Regions from separate parts of the Homo sapiens genome. Here region 2 is linked to region 1. A link is an interaction called in ENCODE POLR2A ChIA-PET data of the cell type or tissue named here. Cell type or tissue: OCI-LY7. All regions are shown on one strand. Links, peaks and the distances in the headings refer to the core of each region. The heading gives the core; the rest is flanking DNA.

What was found. Peaks named below come from ENCODE experiments on the same cell type or tissue, not always from the same donor. Only the 100,000 strongest peaks of a DNase experiment are listed, where the experiment ranks them.
Region 2: POLR2A ChIA-PET joins it to region 1 with 6 read pairs; 3 of 35 experiments call an interaction of 5 or more read pairs at or near these places.

What each region holds. Positions count from the first base shown.
Region 1 is chr3:182,935,726-182,941,233 of GRCh38, reverse strand. DCUN1D1 (defective in cullin neddylation 1 domain containing 1) reads left to right here. Exons shown (of 7, transcript NM_020640.4): 7 at 1-3,160. Among named protein-coding and RNA genes, the nearest start is that of DCUN1D1, 42 kb to the left of the region's middle. In OCI-LY7, for the core only: no CTCF peak of the experiment used is centred there; a DNase peak (open chromatin) is centred at 3,353.
Region 2 is chr3:183,032,311-183,037,577 of GRCh38, reverse strand. MCCC1 (methylcrotonyl-CoA carboxylase subunit 1) reads left to right here. Exons shown (of 19, transcript NM_020166.5): 13 at 144-360; 14 at 3,501-3,587. It overlaps LOC124906309 (a long non-coding RNA gene), which reads left to right and starts at 3,594. Exons shown (of 2, transcript XR_007096188.1): 1 at 3,594-5,267. In OCI-LY7, for the core only: no CTCF peak of the experiment used is centred there; no DNase peak of the experiment used is centred there.

The DNA of each region.
Region 1 (5,508 bases), core at 318-5,317:
CATTTTTCTTAAATATTTGCTTTATTTGTACCCGATTTCTGGAGGCAAATAGTGCTGTTTTTTCAAACTCATAATATAGTTACATAAATGATTTTATCAGAGCATTCTTGCTATCTTATTTTCTTTCCTACCTGTTGAGTAAGTAGCATTTCTTGCTCACCAACTCATTTATTTGACTAGGTTCAGTGTTTCCTATTAATGTGTTTTTTTATTTTCCTTTGGTTGATTTTGAAAAATCTGTCACAAATAAGGAAGTTATGGTAAAAGATGCACAGCCTTTGTAGTTAGTGGAATTCTCAATAAGTAATGTCTTTATGGAGTTTTAAAGGGAAATTATTTAAAGGGAATCATGTTATAGTTGTCCATTTTTTAAATTGAGATTTTAAAAGTGTTTTTAAGTATAGCCCAATTTTCTATTTACTTACAAGTGCTTCATGATTGTTTTCTTTTTTATTTTTTGCCATCATGCTGTGCAGAAATCATAATGTAGCTTGTAATACTTCAGAGCATTGGTCTTGAAGCTGTAACTTGGGGCTGCTGTCCTTCATGAGGTAGGGCCATAGCAGGCAGGCCCTTTCCCACTTCCTTTATGGCATTCTACTTTTATCTGTTGTAGGCTGTTAGTGTTTCATATTCGATTTGGTTTGGGGAAAAATACTCAGTTAAAAAAATTTTTTTTAATGATTGGCTTTAGAGGGACTGTTACCTCTTTGGCATATCTGTCAGCGGAATGGAAAGAAATGGAGTCAGACTGAAATTCATGCCAGCTTAATCACTGAAGGCAGCACTGCTTTGAAAAGAAGAATTTTCAACCCACATCGTAAAAACAAAGCCTGATTGGAAACAATGAAGTGTTTGAAACTTAGGGGCAGCATGTAAGTGGCTTAATGAGCAAACAAACGGAACATACTCATTTTATATTTAAAAAGTACATATATATTCAAATGCATGTTCATATGAATATTATAATTTTATTTCAGGTTATGAAATATTCTGAGAAAACCTTATATCTGATGGAAAACTTGGGCAATACCCAATACGAAGCAAGAGATTTTTACAAAAAGAAATACTATAGGGCATAAGGTTGGGGGAAGACCAATTAATGAAATGGCTAAGGGACAATGCTAATTAAATCGTTAACAGTGATTTTGTCACATAATTACATGACTTATAGCTAAAAGAGCAATATTTAATCAGTAAGATTTAGAGATGGGTGTACTTGGAATCCTTTGAAAGCAGCGTGTTTAGTTTTCAAGCAAATGCTAATGTTCTTAATCCTAATAGTATATTAGACTTCGTTGTGTTGAATATATCAAATGAACGAACTATGAACCAGAGCTTTAAAATAGTGATTTGTAAGACTTTGTTACAATGGTACTTAAAAAATTGCTTTGTATAATTTACACACTGTAAAATTCACCCATTGTACATGTACAATTAATTGTTTTTAGTAAACTTAAGAGTTGTGCAGTCCAATTTTAGAACATGTCCATCAGCCCCCAAAATTTACTCCTGCTGCTCTGCGGTTAATTTGCTCCTGCCTCCAGCCCCACGCAGCCACACTGATCTGCTTTCTGTACAGATTTACCCTTTCTAGAAATTTCACAGAGGTAGAATCATGCAGTTAGTCTTTTATATCTGGCATCTTTCACTTAGCATGTTTTTGAGGTTCATCCATGTTGCAGCTTATACCTGCGTGTAGTTCCTTTAGTTGCTGACTTAGTGTTCACTGTTTGGATATACCACATTTTGTTTATCCATTCACCAGTTGATAGACATTTGGCTGGCCTACAATTAGTTTTTTTAAATTGCGAATAATAATGCTATGAACATTCATAAATGTCTTTGTGTGGACATGTTTTCATCTCAGATTCCTAGTTGTGGAATTGTCAGGTTGTGTGGTAAATTTATACCTAACGTTTTTAAAAAAACTGCTGAACTTTTTCCAAAGTGGCTGTACTTCTAGAACTATTCCTGCCACAGTGCATGCGGACTGCCGTGTCTGCACATCCTTGCCAATACTTGTCTTTTTTATTGCAGCCATCCTGGCGGGTATTTACTTTATGTGTGTGAGTTATACCTAGGCATCCCAACTCGTGTATCGATTGGATGTGCAGTTTGAGTGAGTTTCAAGTGGCCTCAGCGATTGCTGTAAAATTAGTTACTCTAGTAGACATGTACTCTCTTGGAGGTAGTATTTTCTGTAGTCAGTGAGGGTAATAATAATACTTCCAGTGGGGGTTCCAGTCCCTCAGTGATCTCTGGTGAGAAGAAATGTGTCAGCGAAGAGTGGTGCTGATGGCTGGTGCTTTGGCTCTGTTATTGTTTGTACCAAGGTTGATACAGCTACTCGACTAGCCTATGACTGACTGGTGGTGGTAATTAAACTTTGTACAGATTACTGTGTGCAGATAGTTACTGTCTTAATATTAAGTTTCCCAGAGATTTTACTTTTGAGATAGCTGAGAATTAACGACTCTTGGAATTTATAAAAATTTAGTTGATACCATTTAGTTGCTGCCAGCTGCCTGTGTTCTTATACATAGGAGACATCGGAGTGAGTGCTTTTTAAAAAATTAATGGCGTATGTCAGGTATATGTAAAAGGACAATTGCATAATGAACTCATGTTAACATGATCAATCCATGGCCAATCTTGATTTATCTAAATGCCATTCATCTTTGAACCCCTATTTATTTTGAAGCAAATCCCAGATAGCAAATCATTTCATTTGTAAATATTTCAATATGTATGTCTAAAAGATAAGGACTGTTAAATAAAACCACAATTCTGTTGTTAGACTTAACTGTTAACAGTTTGTTAGTGTTAATAACTACCCAGCAGTGTTCAAGTTGTGCCTTTTTTTTTTTTTTTCCAATTCAAGTCAGGATTCAAATAAGATTCCTACATTGCATACATCTCAAATGTCCTACCCAGTGGATCCCCACACTCTCCACTCTTTGGCTTCAAATTCATTTTTTTGAAAAAACAATGATTGCTTTAGCACTTTAAATTTCTATGCAATTTCAAATGTAAGGTGAAATTTTGATGTACTTAATAAAAAAATTCTAACGAATATATTTTTCAAGTTAATGTAGTATATAAGAAGCTATTATATCAACAGATTTTCCTTTAACTTAAAAATACATCGTGACTTGTATCCAGAACTCTTACAACTTAATGAAAAAACAACCCAATTTATAATTGAGCCAAGGATTTGAATGGACATTTCTCCAAAGAAGATATACAAATGGTCACTAAGGGTGTGAAAAGATGCTCAATATCATTAGCCATTAGGGAAATGCAAATCAAAACCACAATGAGATACCACTTCCTGCCTGCTAGGATTGCTTTAATCAGAAAGATAAACAGTGACAAGTGTTGCTGAGGATGTGGAGCCCCTGGGTCATCTGTAAGTTGCTGATAGGACTGCAAACCGGTGCAGCTGCTTTGGCAGACAGTTTGGCTATTCCTCATTTAATAGTTAAACAGAGTTAGGATATGACCAGCAATTCTCCTAGTTATATACTCCAGAGGATTGGAAACATGTTCATATAAAAATTTGTGTGTATTTACAGCATTCATAATTGCCAAAAATTGTAAACAACCCATTACATGTCCATTAACTCATGACTGGATAAGTGCAATCTTAATAGTCATTCAGTGGAATAATATTTGGCAGTAAAAAGGAATGAGGGAAGTACTGATACATGCTGCAACGTGCATAAATCTTGAAAACATTATGCTCAGTTAAGCCAGTCACAAAAGGGCACACATTGTACTATTCCATTTGTATGACACATCCAGAATAGGCAAATCTATAGAGAGAAAGATTAGCGGTTGCCAGGGGCTAGGGTTGGAGGTGGAGAATACAAAGTGAGAACTAATAGATACAAGTTTCTTTTTGGAATGATTAAAATGTTCTAGAATTAGTGGTGATGATTGTACTACTTTGTGAATATATTAAAAATTTTAAGACAGTCTTATGGCATATGAATTACATGTCCATAGTGATTTTAAAAATTAAATATAGGCATGCATATCTAAAGACAGTACAGTGGAACTTCATAATACGTTCTTTGAAAGCATCAGGAAAATACATAGTTCCCCATTTTATCTGATTTTGGAGAGAGAACTGATTACACATAGGATTGTTGCATTTCTATTTCATACACATGTAGCTGTAAATTTTCCCTCTTCAAAATTTCCCCATTTAAAAACAGGAAACACTGCACCTTCTATTAATTTTTGATGAATGGAACTTGGTAAATAAGTAGAAAATCCAGCTAATAATATTGAAGATACAAGTATACTACTTTTGTCATGTCTGGAAGGAGTGTGTAGGGAATATGTTTTCAGTGGTTTTTGAAAGTAGTTTAAGGCCAAGCAGACTGTAACTTTGCAATATTTTCTTACTAGCAGGAGTGTGTGAAGGGGCTGCTCTGCATAGCATTCCTGTCTGAGAGAGTTACTGCCCAGCCCACGCTTAGCTGGATACAGGCAGTTTTTGGGCCTCCTTGTTGTACCTCCACTAAGCTGCGAGGGAGAATAGGTTGGTAGTTTCTGTGTGCTATCCTTATCGGGGGGAAAATAATGACATGAAGTATTGATACCCTACCTAGCTGACAGAAGAATTTGGGAAGCCTGAATTCAGATGGAATAGAATTGTTTCCTTTGATTTTTTCACTTTGAGCACTCCCTGGCCTACTTTCTTCCCTTAACTTTTAATAGTGCTATGACTTTACTCAAGGGAGGATGTGTTCTTTAGACCAACCCTATCATAGCTGGAATAAATCTGTATAACTCTCTTCCCCTGGATTTAGGTAGCTGGATCAGGTTTCCTAGCTGTAGCCAGTTCCTTGTTCACTAACTTGCTTGAGCTGATGAGCTGTGGGTCTTTCTAGAGAGAAGTAACCCTTGATATTTATATCTGTGAAAAAAATATCAATAAATTTGAAATGTTAAATGATCTAATTGGCGTTTATTCACAATTTATGAATTGGGCAGCATCTTATCTAAAAATCTACACTGGGCATGGAAGAACAGTCAGTTTTTATAAGGTATCTTGAGCAGGAGCAAAGAAACAGCATAATACAAAATGCAGTTGGTTAACATTAGGTTACTTCAGGTTACTTCCCTTGTAAGGGTAAAATAGAGGGGACTTTCTCATCATGCAGGCTAAAACTGGCCTGTTTGGAGATTTGGCTGTTATCTCTCTCTCCTGATTTATCAGAAGCTCAGATAAACAACTTAGTTTTGGTTTGGTGGCCTGGAACTTTAGCATGAGTGACTTCATTTCGGTTTGGTCTGTTGGGTATAATGCAGGAGCTCAGTCCAAATCCATGGCCTGCTGTAGGTTTCATTTAACGTTTATAGAACTTGAAGTGTGTTCCATTCTATAAGTGAAAGTCAACGTTTACATTCATTTCAGGAAAGATTTTATATTTATTTCTAGAGGGAGAGTGATTGAGAAAGTGGTTACTTTAAAATGTTTCCTAAAAGCTAATT
Region 2 (5,267 bases), core at 1-5,000, 97 kb before region 1:
TTGCCACATGGTACCTTAGTAGGTTTTTTATTTTTCCTAAGAGTTGTTCACAGTAGAAAATACTTAGATAAAAAGAGCAGATGGTTTTCTGAACATATTGTTTTCCCCACTCAGCAGGAACTGGGGGTTTATTCTCTTCCTAGATTGTTGGACTGCACACCAACATTGACTTCTTACTCAACCTGTCTGGCCACCCAGAGTTTGAAGCTGGGAACGTGCACACTGATTTCATCCCTCAACACCACAAACAGTTGTTGCTCAGTCGGAAGGCTGCAGCCAAAGAGTCTTTATGCCAGGCAGCCCTGGGTCTCATCCTCAAGGAGAAAGCCATGACCGACACTTTCACTCTTCAGGCACATGGTATGGAAGGCTTTTCTCTTTCCTCTGCTTGTCAAGTTTTGCAAATCATCATTGAACATGCTTTTCTTTCTGTATGGCACACTGACCTCTCTTTTCTCCTCTCAGTGACTGACACCATTCTTTTCAGATGTGTTTTTTAGTATGAAGGAAAGCTCTTCACTTACCATGGATGCACCCATAAACACTATTTAACCCATTAACTGGAGTGTAACTAATCACCTAACATTGTAGAAATGGATCTCTTTGGCCAGGCGCGGTGGCTCACGTCTGTAATCCCAGCACTTTGGGAGGCCAGGGCGGCTGGATCATGAGGTCAGGAGATCAAGACCATCCTGGCTAACACGGTGAAACCCCATCTCTACTAAAAATACAAAAAATTAGCTGGGCGTGGTGGCACGTGCCTGTGATCCCAGCACTTTAGAAGGCCAGGGTGGGCGGATCATGATGTCAGGAGATCAAGACCATCCTGGCTAACATGGTGAAACCCTGTCTCTACTAAAAATACAAAAAATAAGCTGGGTGTGGTGGCACGCACCTGTAGTCCCAGCTACTCGGGAGGCTGAGACAAGAGAATCGCTTGAACCCGGGAGGCGGAGGTTGCAGTGAACCGAGATCGCGCCACTGCACTCCAGCCTGGACAACAGGGCGAGAGTTCATCTAAAAAAAAAAAAAAAAAAAAAGGAAATGGATCTCTTTTCAGTCAAACACTTGTTCTCCCCACATCCTACACTAATTTCTTATCACTTCTTTTGTTCGCCACTCCTCATAGCCCTACTTTGTTTTGTCCTCTGTACCTGCAGCAACTCCCTTTGTCCCAGAGTCTCAAGACAATCTAAGACTGGAGACTTAGATTCCCCAGGGTTACCCATGACTTATTGTCGAATTACTTCCGCTTTTTCCATCCTGTGATTGAATGTCTACCTAGAGACTTCATAGTGTCATAGAATCCAAGCATAGGAAGGGCCATAGTGGGGTTCATCCTGGCTACCACACATATGCATTGCATCCCTACCCCAGCACACCCACTAAGCTGTTGCCCAACTTCTTCCTAACACCTTGGGAAACTGGAAGTTCATTACCTCATCAGGTAGCTTACAGTTTCAGTCAGTTCTCCATTAGAAAGTTCTGCCTTTAAACCAAACACCGCATGTTCTCACTCATAGGTGGGAATTGAACAATGAGATCACTTGGACACAGGGTGGGGAACATCACACACCGGGGCCTGTCGTGGGGTGGGGGGAGGGGGGAGGGATAGCATTAGGAGATATACCTAATGTAAATGACGAGTTAATAGGTGCAGCACACCAACATGACACATGTATACATATGTAACAAACCTGCACCTTGTGCACATGTACCCTAGAACTTAAAGTATTAAAAAAAAAAAGTTCTGCCCTTTAAATTGATACAAAATCTCAGCTCTCACATACTTTTTGCATTTCAGGCTAGCTCTGACTTTCGGAGCAAACAGAATTTTTAAAAATCTGATCTATTTTTCTCTTTTATTGGTAATTATTATATTACCCTATACAGTTTGAGCATCCCAAATCCCCAAATCCAAAATGCTCCAGAATCGGAAGCTTTTTCAGCACTAACATGATGCTCAAAGGAAATGCTCATTGGAACAGTTCAGATTCCAGATACTTGGATCAGGGATGCTAAGCCAGTTAAATATAATGCAAATAATCCAAAATCCAAAAAAAAAAAAAAAAATCTGAAATTCAAAACACTTCTGGTCCCAAGCATTTTGGGTAAGTGATACTGAACCCGTATTATTATAGGATCCTATCATTAGAATCTTTAATTTCTGAATTCATTTAGATTCATTCAAGATAGCTGTATGGAAAGCTTAAAATGTAAAATGTTTTAAGTCCCGAAAACTGCATCTTTAGAAGATTTGTGCTCTATCCTCATTTTATCCTTTTACATTGAATGAAAATGCATCTAAATACGTCCCATGTGGTATTCCTGAGCCTGACCTTAACGTTTTTAGAATGGAACGTTGTCTTACTGTGACCTTCCTTTTGAAAGTTTATAATTGGTACAGATATGAGGTTCAGAATAAATTGCATCAGCTTAGCTATGCTGAAGCTCCTGGATATTGTCCAATAGAGGATATACACCCAAATGCCTATAAGGGGCCAGGCGCGGTGGCTCATGCCTGTAATCCCAACACTTTGAGAGGCCCAGGGCGGGTGGATCACTTAAGGTCAGGAGTTTGAGACCAGCCTGGCCAACATGGTGAAACCCCATCTCCACTAAAAATAGAAAAGTTAGCCAGCTGTGGTGGCACCCACCTGTAATCCCAGCTACTCTGGAGGCTGAGGCAGGAGAATCACTTGAACCCAGGAGGTGGAGGTTGCAGTGAGCCAAGATCATGCCACTGCACTCCATCCTGGGCGACAGAACGAGACTCGTCTCAAAAAAGAAAAAAAAAAAAGGCCTATAAGGGCTGGGCCAACAACATAAAAACATAAAAGAGTAAAAGAGGCCAGGTGAAAGAAAAATAGTGAATAGTAGAGACTGGTGACCTGGAATGAATTTGCCCCATCAAAAGGTGGTGACTGTGGTACAGTTTATGCCACTATGGGATTAGAGTTTAGATTGCAAATATTCAGATTCTTCAATAGAAGCTAGAATTTTTCACATGAAATTTCATAAGATGTAAACAAAACCAGCCCTTTAAACTTAACAAGAAGAACAAAAAAAGCACATCTGAGCTGCCAGTTTAGGACGTGTGTTTTTTTGTTTTTTTTTTTTTTTGAGACGGAGTCTTGCTCTGTCGCCCAGGCTGGATCCGGTGCAGTGGCGCAATCTTGGCTCACTGCAAGCTCCACCTCCCGGATTCACGCCATTCTCCTGCCTCAGCCTCCAGAGTAGCTGGGACTAGAGGCGCCCGTCACCATGCCCAGCTAATTTTTTTGTATTTTTAGTAGAGACGGGGTTTCACCGTGTTAGCTAGGATGGTCTCGATCTCCTGACCTCATGATCCGCCCGCCTTGGCCTCCCAAAGTGCTGGGATTACAGGCATGAGCCACTGTGCCCGGCCAGCACTTGCATTTTATGTTTTCTTTTGTAAGGTGTAAATTTCATAGGCTTGATACTCATAAGTTTGTTACTGAATTTTAAATTTTTTCTAGATCAATTCTCTCCATTTTCGTCTAGCAGTGGAAGAAGACTGAATATCTCGTATACCAGAAACATGACTCTTAAAGATGGTAAAAACAGTAAGTAATGTTTCATTAAAAGAGAAATGTGAGTCATAGAAATGTATCACATTAATCTGAAAAAGAGGATTCCAGCCTGGCCATGATCAGTCAGTTACATTTTTTAAATGCCTAGGCTAAACATTGGAGGGAAATATGCCAATATAATAGAATTGATTGGCTCTGGGTAGTAGAGTTGATGGTATTTGCTTTTCTTCTTTACACTTTTTAAAAATTTTGTAAATATTCTAAAAATATGTCATAAAATAAACATAGCAAAACAGCTGAAATGAAATATGCCAGAATGTTAGAAATATGCCCAAAAAAACCTCTTTTTCCCCAATTCTTTGTACTTTTTTTTTTGCTTTGCAATTTTTCTGCAGCGAGAATGTATTACTTTTAAATAAGAAAAACAGTTTTCAAAACTATGTCAGAGAGGGACGATTACCCACTGCCCATGCAGTGTTTCAGGGGTTTCAGGTGGAAGTGGGTCACTGCAGAGCTGTAATTTATTAAGTGCCTTATCTGATGTAAGTTTTTATCTTCACAACGTAAATGAGGGGGAGTCGCTGTTATACCCACGTATGGAAGATGAAAGCATGGATGGTAAGGCACAGAAGTGAAGTAGTTTAGTCAAGGCTAGTGAGTGGCAGAACTAGGATTCACACCTACTCTTTGTGACATTGACTCTTAGGCTGTTTCCACCACTTTTCCAGTAGAAAATTGATTTTTGATTGTAAACTAATTTGAGTTGGCTCGACTTAGTGACTGATTTTCTTTAACTGATGTCAAAAGAGGCTGACGCTTAAGCCAGAAGGCAGTTTATAAACTTTTGGCTGGAGCAGTGTAGCAGCAGGACCAGAATTCTATGATAGCTGGTCACTGTATCCCTTCTGCTGTGAGACAGTTTGTGTGGGAGGCCCAATGGGCAGAGTCAGAGCTCAGAATCCTGGCTAACCTTGAATGTGACATGTCATTGAACTGTGACAGTTCTGGTATAAAAATATGCCTCCCAGGTAGAGCAGAATACTTTCACCAGCTGATCACAGAACGCTCTTCCTTGGACAGAGGAAAATCTCTTTTACTTCACCTCTATGAAGACACTCACCCAGTAACAAATTTTTTTTTTTTTTTTTTTGACACAGACTCTGGCTCTGTTGCCCAGGCTGGAGTGCAGTGGCACGATCTTGGCTCACTGCAAGCTCCACCTCCTGGGTTCGTGCCATTCTCATGCCTCAGCCTCCCGAGTATCTGAGACTACAGGCACCCACCACCACGCCCGGCTAAGTTTTTGTATTTTTAGTAGAGACAGGGTTTCACCATTTTAGCCAGGATAGTCTCGATCTCCTGACCTTATGATCCACTCACCTCAGCCTCCCAAAGTGCTGGGATTACAGGCGTGAGCCACCATGCCAGCCAGTAACAAATATTTTGTTCACACAAGTTTATTGGGTTACAGCTCTTCAGTTATTTTTCAATCCTGAGCCTAGATGGTCATTATCTTAAGTGCATTGGGCATATTGTTAAGCCTTTATAATGAAAATTTGTAAACATCTTTATATAGTAGCATTCTGCAAATGGTTAACCCATCCATTTATGCTCATTTCATCCTAAAAAATACAACCCCCCAAATCTGGAAGTATCTTATTCTAGACTCCTATATGCTGAATGCAAATATCAAAAGCGGTAAAGTTTCACTGG